Linked DNA regions of Homo sapiens: region 2 is linked to region 1. The links are chromatin loops, found by intact Hi-C in ENCODE. Cell type or tissue: ascending aorta. All regions are shown on one strand.

Region 1 (8,000 bases):
CGTCTCTAAATAAATAAATAAATAAATAAATAAATAAATAAATAAATATAAAAAATAAATAAAAATGCTAACATTCCACATCTCTGGAAAGGTCTATAGAATTCTGGGAGGTAAACTTTGTCTTCCAAACATCTGTCCATTAATTGTTTGTTTACTTATTTTTTTGAGACAGATTCTCTGTCACCCAGGCTAGAGTGCAGTGGTGTGTTAATGGCTCATGGCAGCCTTGGTCTCCAGGGCATAAGTGATCCTCCTGCCTCAGCCTCCTGAGTAGCTGGAACTATAGGTGTACATCACCATTCCTGGCTATTTATTATTATTATTATTAGTAGTAGTAGTAGTAGTAGTAGAAACAGGGTCTCATTATCTTGCCCAGGCTGGGCGTGATACTCCTGAGCTCAAGCAATCCTTCCATCTCAGCCTCCCAAAGTGCTGGGATTACAGGCATGAGCTACTGCACCCGGTCTGTTCATTCATTGTTTTGTTGTTGTTGTTATTGTTCTGTTTTTATTTGTTTGTTTTTCTCACTATTGAAGATAGAAATTTTTTAAATTAATTGTTATTAGAAAAATAGGCATTTGCATTATCTGTGTTAAAGAAAGTTCCCCCAGATAGTGTTCCATGGAGCCAGTGCCTAGAAGACCACATCTTCTATCTTGTCCCCTTTACGTTTAATACAGTGATGAAACAATCCACTAACAACGGGCAAGTCCTCAATTTTCAGAGGTATTTATAACCGCACACAAGCACGGGATTGATTTTTCTGATGCCAATTTGCCTGTTATTCCCCTCTCAGTTGGATCTGTTTTCTTTTTTTCTTTTTTTTTTTTTTTTGGAGACGGAGTTTTGCTCTGTCACCCAGGCTAGAGTGCAATGGTGTGATCTTGGCTCACTGCAACCTCTACCTCCCGGGTTCCAGCAATCCTCCTGCCTCAGCCTCCTGAGTAGCTGGGATTACAGGCATGCACCAACAAAACCCGACTAATTTTTGTATTATTAGTAGAGACAGGGTTTCACCATGTTGGCCAGGCTGGTCTCAAACTCCTGACCTTAGGTGATCCGCCCGCTTTGGCCTCCCAAAGTGCTGGGATTACAGGTGTGAGCCACCTCACCCAGCCAAATCTGTTTTCTTTTTCTTTTTTCTTTTTTTTTTGGAGATGGGGTCTCACTCTGTCGCCCAGGCTGGAGTGCAGTGGCGCGTGCAGTGGCGCAATCTCGGCTCACTGCAACCTCTGCCTCCCAGGTTCAAGCGATTCTCCTGCCTCAGCCTCCCACGCCTGCCACCATGCCCGGCTAATTTTTGTATTTTTAGTAGAGACGGGGTTTCACTATATTGGCCAGACTAATCTCGAACCTCTGTCCTTGTGATCTGCCCACTTCGGCCCCCCAAAGTGCTGGGGTTACAGGCGTGAGCCACCGTGCCTGGCCTCTGTTTTCTTCTGTAGTTTCACTACCATCCTTTGTGGTGAGTGGGGTGAGTGTTAGCCAAGGGTGGAACCTAGTTTTGTTTTGTTTCTCTCGCATCTGAACAAGATTTGGTCTCGATTTCAGAATGACCACGTTGCAGAGCAGGCCCCCCAAATGTAAAACTAGGGGGAAGAGAAATCACAAGTCCACTAAGGCTGGGCAGTGGTCTTAGGTTCAGAATATGGTGTCTTAAATATTCCTGCAGACCTTGGTCCTTTACTGTTGCATCTGAGTGAGGCTCCTACGATTGTTGCTACTGATAAAATAAAACGTACATTTGATGTATATAGTCAGATTGCCCTACAGAATGACTTTACAGATTTGCTGTCCAGTCAGCATGGTGTGAGAGTGCCTGAGACTCCATCCCCTTCTCAAGGCCTGTGGTGTCACTGGGAATAGAAGTTATGGCTCTGAAATTTAAACCCAACAGAAGCTTCCTAAGGCTGCTGTAACAAAATCCCACAAACTGTGTGGCTTCAAACAAACAGAAGCTTATTCTCTCACAATTCTGGAGGCCTGCAGTCCAAGATCAAGGTGTCGGTGGGGGTATTTTTTCTAGAGGCTGTGAGGGAGGGTCTGTTCTGTGCCTCTCTCCTAGTTTCTGGTGGGTGCCAGCAATATTTGGCGTTCCTTGTCATGCAGACACATCTCTCCAATCTCTGCCTCCATCTTCACAAGGCATCTCCCTCTGTGTCTCGTCTCAAATCTCCTTCTCCTTTCTTTCACAAGGATGCCAGTTAGGGGACTTATGGCCCACCTTAAGTCCAGTATGACATCATTTGAGATCCTTAGCTTAGTTACATCTGCAAAGACGTTTCATTTCCAAACGAAGTCACATTCTGAGGATCTGGTAGACAGTACCTGGAGGAACACTACTCAATCCACTACAGATCTATCTCTTGCTTACAGATTTTCTGGCTCTCTGATTGCTGCTTTGCTATTAAGGACTTTGACATTGGGTATATCCAATAGCCTTCCTGATCTTTAGTTTTCTCACTAGTTCAAGGAGGTATAATCTTTGTCTGGTCTGTTGTTCTTTCCTAAAAGCCCTGTAAATGCAAAGTGACCCACAAACACAGAAGGAGATAAGAAACCAAAGAACAAGGCAGACAAATCCAGTTTGTCAGTAAAGGGTGATTTATTAGGGAACTTACACACAGAAGTGTAGTCTTCTATGGCCACGAGACAGGCAGATCTGTGTACTGCAACCCCTGAGACCCATGGCTTATGTATCGGGAGGGAAGTCTACATGCTCCGGAAGGAATGTGTAGATAGCTGAAAGAATGCTGAGGGTGTCATGGCCTATGATGTGTGCAACAACATCAAGGGTTGATTAGGAGGGAAGGCAAAACTTACAGTAAACAGAGATTTCTACATAAAGAATAATACATCAACTAGACATCTTGGAGGCATTCCCAGACTCGAGGTTAGTCAGGAGTCACATGGTGGATTAGCATCTGAAATAGAGTTACCCTTGTCCCCACAGCTGCTGTGGTTTTACAACAGCAGATCAGAAAAAAGGTCCCCTTCAAACCTCGTATTGAAATTTAGATCCCCAATGCGGCAATTTTGGGAGATAGGCCCTGGTGGGAGGGGTTTCAGTCATGGGGGTGGATCCCTCATGAATGAATTAATGTCCTCCCATTAGTTCACAAGAGAGCTGGTTGTTAAAAGGAGCCTGGGCCAGTGTGATGGTTCGCATCTCTAATCCCAACACTTTAGGATGCCAAGACAGGAGGATTGCTTGATGCCAAGACAGGAGGATTGCTTGAGGCCAAGTATTCAAGACCAGCCTGGGCAACACAGACATTGCAACATCCCTGTCTTTACCAAAAAGGAAAAAATTAGCCAGCCATGGTGGCATGCACCTATGGGCCTAGTTACTCAAGAGGCTGACGTGGGAAGATAGCTTGAGCCCAGGAGTTCAAGGTTACAGTGTCCAGCCTGGGTGACAGAATAAGACCACGTCTCAAAAAACAAAGAAACAAACAAACCAGCCTGGGACCTCCTCCCTGCTTTGCTTCCTCTTCAGCATGTGTGATCTCTTTGCACATGCCGATTCCCCTTTCACATTCCACCTTGAGCTGAAGCAGCCTGAGACCCTCACCAGAGGCCCAATCTTGAACTTTCCAGCCACCAGAATTGCAAGCTAAATAAACCTCTTTTCTTCATAAACTACCCAGTCTCCAGTATTCTGTTAGAGTAACACTAAACCTCTGCCTCACTTGTTCAACCTTTCATTAAATATATTTGTGTTGAACACCTTTTTGACACCCAGTTCTGTACATCTTTTGACCTGATATGATCTTTTGGAGTAAAGAATAGAGGAATTGGGGTGACATCAGCAAGATGGCAGAATAGGAAGCCCCCACCCTTGTTTCCTTCACAGTGACACCAAATTAACAACAATATATAGACCAAAATACCTTTATGAGAACTCTAGAAACCAGTGAGGAAGTTGCAGTACCCCAAGGCAAGATCAAGCCAAGAACAGTGCATTGAAATCAGTAAGAAGAGCCATTTCACTTTATCTGCAATTGTCCCTGTCCCAAGCTAGCACAGCTCGGCTTTTCTCATGGCTTCTCCCTTAGGTTAGAGGGAGGGGAGAGAAGAGTGCCCAGCGTTCCAGCTTCTCAGAAGGCTGCCCAGAAAACTAGTTTCTGTCTTACTTGACTCAGGGCACTAATGGAACCAGAATAGTTTGGATGCCTGGAGGATGCTGAAAGCAAGGGAGAATGGGGTGGCTTACTGTGCCACCAGAAGGCCTGAAGTGCGGCACACAGAGGATGGCATGACTCAGGGTAACTGGGAGGTGCTCAACTCATAGGTCTTCCCTTGGCAGGGAGGTAGAAGAGTGGGCTGTTTGGCTGGCTGTCCAGCTTTTCAGAGAGCTGCTCCAAGGACTGGTGAATGTCTCATCTGATCTAGGGGAGCTGACAGGGAACCAGCATACTTTGGATGGGGCCTCTGAAAACAAAGGAGAGGAGAGTGGCTTGCTGCTGTGGCACCAGGGAACCTGCAGTTCTAGAGACAGACACCAGAGGGAGCCAAAGATTATGATCTTCTGAAAAAGAAACTGGCAAACCTCTCTAACTGGAAAATTACAGGCAAAGCTCAGAGGAATTGCGTCCTCCTAAAAAGATTTCAGAGGCCCCCAGAATCTCTAGGTGTGGCTGATTGGTGAACAGAATTCCCCCGTACAAACCCAATCCATAAAGACTGAGAGAGAAGGCTATTTTTTTTCAAATGCGTACAACTCAACAAAAAAAATATCACAAGCCACACAATAAAGCAGGGAAATATAACCAAATCAAAGGAACAAAATAAATCTCTAGAAACTGCCTCCGAAGAGATGGAGATCTATAAACTATCGGATTAATAATTCAAAATAATTGTCTTAAAGAAACACAGTGGCTTCTTTTCCGACAAAACACCAAATGGCGGATGACGCCGGTGCAGCGGGGGGGCCCGGAGGCCCTGGTGGCCCTGAGATGGGGAACCGCGGTGGCTTCCGCGGAGGTTTCGGCAGTGGCATCCGGGGCCAGGGTCGCGGCCGTGGACGGGGCCGGGGCCAAGGCCGCGGAGCTCGCGGAGGCAAGGCCGAGGATAAGGAGTGGATGCCCGTCACCAAGTTGGGCCGCTTGGTCAAGGACATGAAGATCAAGTCCCTGGAGGAGATCTATCTCTTCTCCCTGCCCAATTAAGGAATCAGAGATCATTGATTTCTTCCTGGGGGCCTCTCTCAAGGATGAGGTTTTGAAGATTATGCCAGTGCAGAAGCAGACCCGTGCCGGCCAGCGCACCAGGTTCAAGGCATTTGTTGCTATCGGGGACTACAACGGCCACGTCGGTCTGGGTGTTAAGTGCTCCAAGGAGGTGGCCACCGCCATCCGTGGGGCCATCATCCTGGCCAAGCTCTCCATCGTCCCCGTGCGCAGAGGCTACTGGGGGAACAAGATCGGCAAGCCCCACACTGTCCCTTGCAAGGTGACAGGCTGCTGCGGCTCTGTGCTGGTACGCCTCATCCCTGCACCCAGGGGCACTGGCATCGTCTCCGCACCTGTGCCTAAGAAGCTGCTCATGATGGCTGGTATCGATGACTGCTACACCTCAGCCCGGGGCTGCACTGCCACCCTGGGCAACTTCACCAAGGCCACCTTTGATGCCATTTCTAAGACCTACAGCTACCTAACCCCCGACCTCTGGAAGGAGACTGTATTTACCAAGTCTCCCTATCAGGAATTCACTGACCACCTCGTCAAGACCCACACCAGAGTCTCCGTGCAGCGGACTCAGGCTCCAGCTGTGGCTACAACATAGGGTTTTTATACAAGAAAAATAAAGTGAATTAAGCGTGAAAACAAAACAAAAAAAAGAAACACAGTGACCTTCAAGAGGACACAGATAATTAAATGAAATTTTTAAAAATGCAACAACAAGATGAGAAAATCAACAAAGAGATAGAATGATAAAAAAAAGAAAGAAGCGGAAATTTTTGAGCTGAAGAATATAGCAACTGAATTGAAAAATTCACTAAAAGAGTTCAAAAGCAGACCTGATCAAACAAAACAGTGGACTAAACAACAGGTCATTTGAATCTTTGAGTCAGGGAGCAAAAAGAAGAAAAAATGAAGAAAAGTGAGGATAGCCTAAGAGATTAATGGGACATCATCAAGCAGATCAACATACACATTAAAGGCATTCCAGAAAGAGAAGAAAGAGAACTTATTTAAAGAAATAATGGCTGAAAACGTCCCAAATCTGACAAAGGAAGTGGACATCCAAATTCAACAATCTCAAAACAAATATTAGTAAATTAGTAAGATTATTAGTAAGATGAACTCAAAGAGGCCCATACAGAGAGACATGTTATAATCAAACTATTGTCTTTAAAAGAGCAAGGGCAGTGACTCATGATGTACAAGGGAGCTCCCATTATAGTATAAGTAGATTTCTCCACAGAAATTGTATAGGCAAGAAAGGGGTGGGATGATATGTTCAACATGTTCAGAGAAGAAAAGCTATCAACCAAGAATACTATGACTGGCAAGACTGTCCTTCAAAACTGAAGGAGAAATACGCATCTAACAGCAGAGCACCCAAATGTATGAAGCAACATTGACAGAATTAATTGAGAGACAGAAAGTGGCATGGTGGTTGCAAGGGACTGGGCGGAGGAATGAATGGGGAGTTACTGTTTAATGGGTACAGAGTTTCAGTTTTGTAAGACGAAAAAAATTCTGGAGATGAATGATTGTGATGGTGGCACAATAATGTGAATGTACTTAATGCCATTGAACTGTATGCTTAAAAATGGTTAAAATGGTAAATTCTGTTACATTTGTTTTACCATAAGTTAAAAAAAAATTTTAAATTAATAGACATGGTAAAAGCAAGAAAATATCACACATAATCAGGACAAAAATCCATCAATATAATAAGATTCATAAGTGACATAAATGATGCAATTAACAGACGTGATATAGAAAATAGATATCATAAATATGGTTCACGTGCTCAAGAATGTAGAAGATGAGGAGATAAATAGAAAATATTTTTAAAGAAACATTAGATGGAATTAACAGCAGAGTAGGTATTTGTATTAGTTCATTCTCACATTGCTATAAAGAACTACCTAAGACTGGGTAATTTATAAAGAAAAGAAGTTTAGGCCAAGTGCAGTGGTTCACGCCTGTGATCCTAACACTTTGGGAGGCTGAGGTGAGTGGATCACCTGAGGTCAGGAGTTCGAGACCAGTCTGGCCAACATGGTGAAACTCCATCTCTACCAAAAATACAAAAATTAGCCAGGCATGGTGGCAGATGCCTGTAATCCCAGCTACTCGGGAGGCTGAGGCAGGAGAATCACTTGAACCCAGAGGCGGAGGTTGCAGTGAGCTGAGATCGCTCCAGTCCACTCCAGCCTGGGCGACAAGAGCAAAACTCCATCTCAAAAAAAAAAAAGAAAAGAAAAGTGGTTTAATTGACTCACAGTTCCACAGACTGTATAGGAAGCATGTCTGGGGAGGCCTCAGGAAACTTACAATCATGGCAGAAGGTGAAGGGAAAGCAGGCACTCCTACATGGTGGGAGCAGAAGGAAGAGCACGAAGCAGGAGGTGCCACACACTTTGAAACAACCAGATCTCATGAGAACTCACTATCACGCGAACAGCAAGGGGGAGTCTGCCCCCATGACCCAATCACTTCCCCCCAGGCCCCTCCTCCAACATTGGGGATTACAATTCAACATGAGATTTGGGCAAGGACAAAAATGTAAACCATATTATTCTGTCCCTGGCCCCTCCCAAATCTCATGTCCTTCTCATATTTCAAAATACAATCATGCCTTCCCAACAGTCCCCCAAAGTCTTAACTCATTCCAGCATTAACTCAAAAGTCCACAATCCAAAGTCTTATCTGAGATAAGGCAAGTTCTTCTGCCTATGAACCTGTAAAATCAAAACAAGTTAGTTACTTCCAAGATACAGTGGGGGTACAGGCATTGGCTAAATACTCTCTCCCATTCCAAAT
Region 2 (8,000 bases), 60 kb before region 1:
CCACCTCAGCCTCCTGAGTATAGCTGGGACTACAGGTGCATGCCACCACACCTGGCTAATTTTTTAAATTATTATTTGTAGAGATGAGGTCTTTCTATGTTGCCCAGACTGGTCTCAAACTCCTGGGCTCCAGCGATCTTCCTGCCTTGGTATCCCAAAGTGTTGGAATTACAGCTGTGAGCCACCACACCTGGTCAGAATTTTATTTTTGGTTTACAGAGTAATGGTGAACACAACGCCAGCGTCTATGGTGTTTGCCATGTGCCAGGCACTGTTTGAAGCTCTCTGTGTTCACTCATGCAGTATGAACTCTAATCCATTCACCGAATTCTCTTATTTGCCCTGTAAGGTGGGGACAATTATTATTCCCATTTTACTGATGAAGAAGTTGGGGACTGAGAGGTTAAATAAACTGTCCCAGGCCACACAACTAATCAGGGCAGGAGTCAGGATTTCTGGCCAGGTCCTCTCACTGTAGGCTGGAACATTTACTACTATTCTTTATTGTTTGTTGCTTCAAAATAATAAAACACAGGCAAAAAGATTGTTTAAAAAATCTGTTATCTTGTCACCCAGAGATCATTATCACTAACGTTTTGGCGTGTTCCTTTCTAGTCCTGTGTGAGTGGGAGTCTGTGGGTCCCTGGCATTCTGTCTGTTTTATGCAAATGGGACCTTCCAGTTCTGTAGTCCGCTCTGAACACTTTTTGCCTCTATTCCCAGCCACTGTCAGTTTTGTGTATCCTCTGGAGCACGAACTAGGCTGAGATCACCCGGTTTCTTTCTGACACTCAGCTTCTAGAGTTCTCTCTCCCACAGGCAGCTCCAGGGAATGAGGTCGTGAGGACTCTTCACCCAGGCCTGGCCAGGCAGTGTCCCCGGGGCTGAAGTCCCCGCTGAGGGAGGCTGCCCCTCCTCTGAGGTGGGAGTGGGGCTGACGCTGAGGAATTTCTCATGTTGAGTATCAAGTTCAGATGGCGCGTGGGAGGAACAGAAGGTGGGTTCCAGATCTCGGCTTGTGCCGCTTAGCTCTCCAGCTTTGGTGACATGTGCTCAGGCTTTAGCCCATTGAAGGAACAGATTCTGATAGGAACATTCTCAGTTCTGAAGCCCAAGCTCATTCCTCCCCTCTGGAGCCAAGGATGCCAGTATGTGGTGTAAACTAAAAATCCTAGGTTCCCCAGGCCGGGCGCGGTGGTTCACGCTGTAATCCTAGCACTTTGGGAGGCCGAGGCGGGTGGATCACGAGGTGAGGAGATTGAGACTACCCTGGCTAACACGGTGAAACCCCGTCTCTACTAAAAATACAGAAAATTAGCCAGGCGTGGTGGCGGGCGCCTGTAGTCCCAGCTACTAGGGAGGCTGAGGCAGAAAAATGGCGTGAACCCGGGAGGCGGAGCTTGCAGTGAGCTGAGATCGCTTGCATCCCAGCCTGGGCCACTGAGCGAGACTCCGTCTCAAAAAAAAAAAAAAAAAAAAAAAATTCCTAGGCCCCCCAAACAACGGAACGGACCCCTCCTCTCGGCCAAGCGCAATTCTAAAGTAAACCTGAAATACGAGTTCAGGCCGTGGTGGGAATGGGTGGTCGTGTTTCCTTATACCTTCCTCCCTTTGGAATTCAGGCACAGTTGACCAGCACCAATTTTAAATAGAGACCTTGGCCTGGCGTAGTGGCTCATGCCTGTAATCCCAGCACTTTAGGAGGCGAGTGGATCATCTGAGGTCAGGAATTCGAGACCAGCCTGACCAAAATAGTGAAACCTCATCTCTACTAAAAGTACAAAATTAGCCAGGTGTAGTGGTGCACCAAGCCTGTAATCCCAACTACTTGGGAGGCTGAGGCAGGAGAGTCGCTTGAACCCAGGAGGCGAAGGTTGCAGAGATCCTGCAGCCTGGGCAACAAGAGGGAAACTCTGTCTCAAAAAAAAAAAAAAAAAAAAAAAAAAAAAAAAAGAAAAGAAAAAGAAAGAAACAGAGACCTTAAGACTGACTTTTCGTAGCAATAAGATACTAACGTGACAGACAGCAGGCCCTAAAAGAAATCAAAGAATTTTATACCAAAACATAATTCCTTGACTTTTTTTTTTTTTTTTTTTTGAGACAGAGTTTCGCTCTTGTTTCCCAGGCTGGAGTGCAATGGCATGATCTTGGCTCACCGCAACATCTGCTTCCTGGGTTCAAGCGATTCTTCTGCCCCAGCCTCCTGAGTAGCTGGGATTAAAGGCATGTGCCACCACGCCTGGCTAATTTTGTATTTTTAGTAGAGATGGGGTTTCTCCATGTTGGTCAGGCTGGTCTCGAACTCCTGACCACAGGTGATCCGTCCAGCCTACTTTTTGTTTTGTTTTGTTTTTGAGACAGGGTCTCACTCTATTGCCCAGGCTGGAGTGCAGTGGTGTGATCATGGCTCACTGCAGCCTCCTGAGCTCCTGGGCTCAAGTGATCCTCCTGCCACAGCCTCCTGAGTAGCTGGGACCACAGCAGTGCACCACTACTTCCGAGATGGGGTCTCACCATGTTGTTCAGTCTGGTCTTGAACTCTTGGGCTCAAGAGATCCTCCCTCCTGGGCCTCCCAAAGTGCTGGGATTACAGGCATGAGCTACCATGCCTGACCCTCTATTTTTATAATACGGTTGAGCAGTTTTCAATTTGTATATTTAGTCATGACTGACCACATATTTTGAATCACCACAATATTCCATTTTATTCTTTTTTCAACTCAGTCTAATCTGCTGTTAAATATATCCATTGTGTTTCTAACTTCAAGTATTAAATCTTCCATTGCTAGAATTTTGTTTTTAGTTATTTACACATATATTTTTATTGTTTATCGTTCTCTAGTTAACTTTTTGGTCTCCTCTTTTATTTTTTGAAAAAGATTAAACATATCCATTGGGTATTCAATATCTGATAATCTCCATACTGGAATCTGTGGATCTGATTCTGCTGTTTTTGCAAAAACAGTGGACAGCAGAATCAGCTTCACAGACTTTATTTTCCTTTAAAATGTATTATGAGTAAATTTCGACTGGGACTTTATATGTGGGAAAACTAAAAGGCCTGTTGTGAGGATGTATTTCTCTCAGAGAGAATTTACCTCAACTTCTGCCAGCATCTGTGGGGTATCCTAACCTGGGAAACTATAATTTCTTGGCCTGGGGCTTTTGGACCACGCAGGTGGAGAGAATTCAGACCTGAACATCATGTTTCGTAACATTAGATCCTATGAACCCGCCAACCAGATATCATACATGGTAACAACTGTTAGACAACATTGAAGTGAATATCCAGGCCTTACGGCTGTGGCCGAATCATAGACCTGCTGAGAATGAGGTGTCAATTCAGGTGTCAGAGAAAGGACCACCAGAGAGATCATCACTGAGACTAGGAATCCCTGAAAGTGCGGCAGACAAAAAAAGAGAAGTTCAAGGCAGGCAGGGAGAAGACGGAGATGCAAAAGACACCAGTCCTTAGGGTGGGGAACCCACTTCCGGGAAGCGAGGGACCCCTTCCAGGTGAGAGCCCAGGTGAGTGGGGGGCGGGCAGAAGTGGGCGTGGGAGTGGCGGGCGGGGCGCCCTCCCTGCGACACGGCTGGGTGGCTTCCGGCTCCCTCGCGGTTCGCTCGGAGGGTTGGTGCTGCCCCTCCCTCGGAACGGAACGGCGTTTTTATTCCCAGGGAAAGGAAAAAGAAGTTGCTTTCCGTTGCGTTGGAAGGACAACATATCTTGCAGGGGGCTTAATTTCTCATTTATGACTTTTATTCCGCTCTTTCCAATCCTCTACAATTAAGAAAGAAAAAAAAAAAAACCCAACCTTGACCCCGACGTGACTTGAACACGCAACCTTCTGATCTGGAGTCAGACGCGCTACCATTGCGCCACGAGGTCACACCAAAGTGGTGACTCCGCATCGCTAAAGACCTCGTTTCTGCAGTATGGTTCTAGGGCTGGGAGGCTAAGGAGGAAAGACGCCCTCTTTCCTGAATTCCAGCACCAATTCAGAGCGCTAGCGAGTGTGGTTTCTCCGGTGCGGGAACACAGACGCGCTGGAGCATCCCAGCCTGAACTGCGGCGCCGCAGCGGAGCAGCCACCCGGCGGCCGAGACTCGGGCTCCGCCTCCTCCGCGTCGCGTAGTGACCCGGCGAGGGGACGCCGGGGTGCGGGGACTGGCACCGGGGGGTGGGATTAAGGAGATGCCCAGGAGGAGGCCCAGGATCGGGGGGATCCCTGGGCCATGGGGATTCTGGGAGGGAGCGAGGGGACGCAGGGGAGAAGGGGACGCAGGGGAGAAGGGGACGCCGGGGCGGACTAGGGGACGCGGGGGTGGGTGACTCCGAGGAGCGGTGAGGACGCCGGGGGTTAGGGGTGAGGAGATGTCCAGGGGAGGAACGAGGGACTAGAGGAAGCCCAGAGGGCAGGGGGACCCCGGGGTAGAAGGGACTCTGAGAGGGAGCGAGGGGACGTCGGGGCGGGGGTGGGGACGCGGGTGGAGGAGGGAACGCCGAGGAGGGAGGTGGGTTGACTCCGGGCGGGGCTGGGGACGACGGGGCCTGGCTGGGGGCGGCTGGGCGGCCGTCAGAGGCGTTCGCGGTCGCCGCTCGCCGGGTGCCCTGCCTCCTGTGAAGCGGCGACGTTGTCGTCGGGAGGCGGCAGGAACCCGGCGTGGCGGCCGAGAGCGGATGGCGGCGCGGGGGACGCGGGGGCGCGGGGCTCGGGGCTCGGGGCTGCTCCTTTCTCCTCTCCTCTCAGGGGACAAGCGCGGGGGTGCGGAGGGCGACGCCCACGGCCAGGAAGCACCTTGCCAAAAAGACTTGGAAAATGCCACATTTCTTTTAATTTTTGAGACAGAGTCTCGCTCTGTTGCCCAGGCTGGAGTGCAGTGGCGCAATCTCGGCTCACTGCAACCTCCGCCTCCCGGGCTCAAGCGATTCTCCTGCCTCAGCCTCCCTAGCCTCCCGAGTAGCTGGGATTACTGACGCCCGCCACCACGCCTGGCTAATTTTTTTTGCATTTTTAGTAGAGACAGGGTTTCTCCATGTTGGCCAGGCTGATATTGAACTACTGACCTCAGGTGATCCGCCCGCCTAGGCCTCCCAAAGTGCTGGAATTACAGGCTTGAGACACTTAGCCTGGCTTTTTTTTTTTTTTTAGACAGGGTCTTGCTGTGTTGCCCAGGCTGGAGTGCAGTGGCGCGATCTCGGCTCACTGCAACCTCCGCTTCCCGGTTTCAAGCGATTCTCCTGCCTTAGCCTCCCAAGTAGCTGGGATTACAAATGCGTACCACTACATCCGGCTAATTTTTGTATTTTTACTAGAAATGGGGTTTCACCATGCTGGCCAGGCTGGTCTCGAACTTCTGACCTCAAGTGACCTGCCCTCCTTGGCCTCCCAGAGTGCTGGGATTACGGGCTAAGCCACCGCGACTGGCCTGTGCATGGTTTTAAACGGCTCATTGTCCACTTAAGACTCCGGGCTCTTGTGGGAGTCTTGTGGGAGTCAAGTCCCTGATTTGAACAGTACTTTCTTCTTCCTATTAAATAAGAAAAATAAAACAGTGAGTGAATGCTTTTTTTTTTTTTTGGATGGAGTCTTGCTCTGTCACCCAGGATGGAGTGCAGTGGTGTGATCTGGCCTCATTGCAACATCTGCCTCCCAGGCTCAAGCGATCCTCTTGCCTCAGGCCCCCACTTAGCTGGGATTACAGGTGTGTGCCACCATCCATGGCTAATTTTTGTATTTTCAGTAGAGAAGGGATTTCACCATGTTGGCCAGGTGGTCTGGAATTCCTAGGCTCAAGTGATCCTCCTGCCTGGGCCTCCCAAAGTGCTGGGATTACAGGTGTGAGGTACTGCGCCTGGCCAATAAGTGAGTGAATAAATTTTTCAGTAAAAAGGCTAGTAAATAGGCCGAGCGTGGTGGCTCATGTCTGTAGTTCCAGCACATTGGAGGGACCAGGAGGGAGGATTGCTTGAATCCAGGAGGTCGAGGTTGCAGTGAGCCATGATTGCACCACTACATTCCAGTCTGGGACAGAGCGAGACCCCGTCTCAAAACAAAACAAAAAACCTTATTAAATAAGAAAGATAAACTCTCCTGGTCTGTTGAAGAACATGAAGCATCAATCTTAATTCAATAAATACAACACTGTGGGGAAAAGCAAGAGAGATCAGATTGTTACTGTGTCTGTGTAGAAAGAAGTAGACATAGGAGACTCCATTTTGTTCTGTACTAAGAAAAATTCTTCTGCCTTGAGATTCTGTTAATCTATGACCTTACCCCCAACCCCGTGCTCTCTGGAACATATGCTGTGTCAAACTCAGGGTTAAATGGATTAAGGGCGGTGCAAGATGTGCTTTGTTAAACAGATGCTTGAAGGCAGCACGCTCCTTAAGAGTCATCACCACTCCCTAATCTCAAGTACCCAGGGACACAAACACTGCAGAAGGCCGCAGGGACCTCTGCCTAGGAAAGCCAGGTATTGTCCAAGGTTTCTCCCCATGTGATAGTCTGAAATATGGCCTCGTGGGAAGGGAAAGACCTGACCGTCCCCCAGCCCGACACCCGTAAAGGGTCTGTGCTGAGGTTTAGTATAAGAGGAAGGCATGCCTCTTGCAGTTGAGACAAGAGGAAGGCATCTGTCTCCTGCCCGTCCCTGGGCAATGGAATGTCTCGGTATAAAACCCGATTGTACGTTACATCTACTGCGATAGGGAAAAACCGCCTTAGGGCTGGAGGTGGGACATGTGGGCAGCAATAATGCTTTGTAAAGCATTGAGATGTTTATGTGTATGCATATCTAAAAGCACAGCACTTGATTCTTTACCTTGTCTATGATGCAAAGACCTTTGTTCATGTGTTTGTCTGCTGACCCTCTCCCCCCTATGTCTTGTGACCCTGACACATCCCCCTCTCGAAGAAGCACTCAAGAATGATCAATAAATACTAAGGGAACTCAGAGGCTGGCGGGATCCTCCATATGCTGAACGCTGGTCCCCTGGGCCCCCTTATTTCTTTCTCTATACTTTGTCTCTGTGTCTTTTTCTTTTCCAAGTCTCTCGTTCCACCTAATGAGAAACACCCGCAGGTGTGGAGGGGCAACCCACCCCTTCACAACACCCACAGGGCTTTATGCCTTTTAGAAAAGAAAAGATCTGGCTGGTGCGGTGGCTCACACCTGTAATCCCAGCACTTTGGGAGGCCTAGGCGGGTGGATCACCTGAGGTCAGAAGTTGAAGACCAGCCTGGCCAACATAGTGAAACCCCATCTCTACTAAAAATACAAAAAAATTAGCCTGGCGTTGTGGCGGTGCCTGTAATCCCAGCTACTCAGGAGGCTGAGGCGGGAGAATCGCTTGAATCCGGGAGGCGGAGATTGCAGTGAGCTGAGATTGCGCCATTGCACTCCAGCATGGGCAACATGAGCGGAACTCCATCTCAAAAAAAAAAAAAAAAAAAAGAAGAAGAAGAAGAAAGAAAAGAAAAGAAAGAAAAAAAGGAAAAGAAAGATCTGGCCAGGCCAGGTGGCTCACGCCTATAATCCCAGCAGTTTGGGAACGAGACCCTGTCTAAAAATAAAACTTTTTTTTTTAAATTTTGTATTTATTTTTGAATCAGGGTCTTTGTTGCTCAGGCTGGAGTACAGTGATGTGATCACAGCTCACTGCAGTTTGAACGCCTAGGCTCAAGTGATTCTTCCACCTCAGCCTCCTGAGTAGCTAGGATTACAGGTGCACAGCACCACACCCATCATTAATTAAAAGTTAAGTTTTAACTTTTTTGTAGAGACAGAGTCTCACTATTTCGCCCAGGCTGGTCGTGAACTCTTGGCCTCAAGTAATCCTCCTGCCTCAGCCTCCCAAAGTGCTGGGATTACAGGCATGAGCCACTGCACCCAGCCTCCACTGTGTTTGGACACCTGCTCAGATCTGTGGCTGCACCTGTGATGTCCTGGCCCCCTATTTTCCTAGGATATGGAACCAAGCACTGTCTTGTGTTCTA

The links. A loop is a pair of places that touch in the nucleus more often than their neighbours do. Peaks named below come from ENCODE experiments on the same cell type or tissue, not always from the same donor. Only the 100,000 strongest peaks of a DNase experiment are listed, where the experiment ranks them.
Region 2: a loop joins it to region 1, with 5 times the contacts of the local background. A loop is called at or near these places in 13 of 110 quality-filtered maps.

What each region holds. Positions count from the first base shown.
Region 1 is chr17:19,443,757-19,451,756 of GRCh38, reverse strand. All of the region lies in intron 2 of LOC105371574 (a long non-coding RNA gene), which reads left to right. It also overlaps the pseudogene RPS2P46. Among named protein-coding and RNA genes, the nearest start is that of LINC02094, 29 kb to the right of the region's middle. In ascending aorta, a CTCF peak has its summit at 4,480 (motif pointing right); DNase peaks (open chromatin) are centred at 2,896, 3,276 and 4,496; H3K27ac peaks cover 3,368 bases.
Region 2 is chr17:19,504,070-19,512,069 of GRCh38, reverse strand. TRW-CCA2-1 (tRNA-Trp (anticodon CCA) 2-1) reads right to left here and starts at 3,889; the gene lies at 3,818-3,889. RefSeq lists enhancers at 1,181-1,802, 5,991-6,590 and silencers at 4,157-4,236, 4,317-4,366, 4,477-4,536, 4,607-4,776. In ascending aorta, no CTCF peak of the experiment used is centred here; DNase peaks (open chromatin) are centred at 3,539, 3,999, 4,669 and 5,395; H3K4me3 peaks cover 2,189 bases; H3K27ac peaks cover 4,524 bases.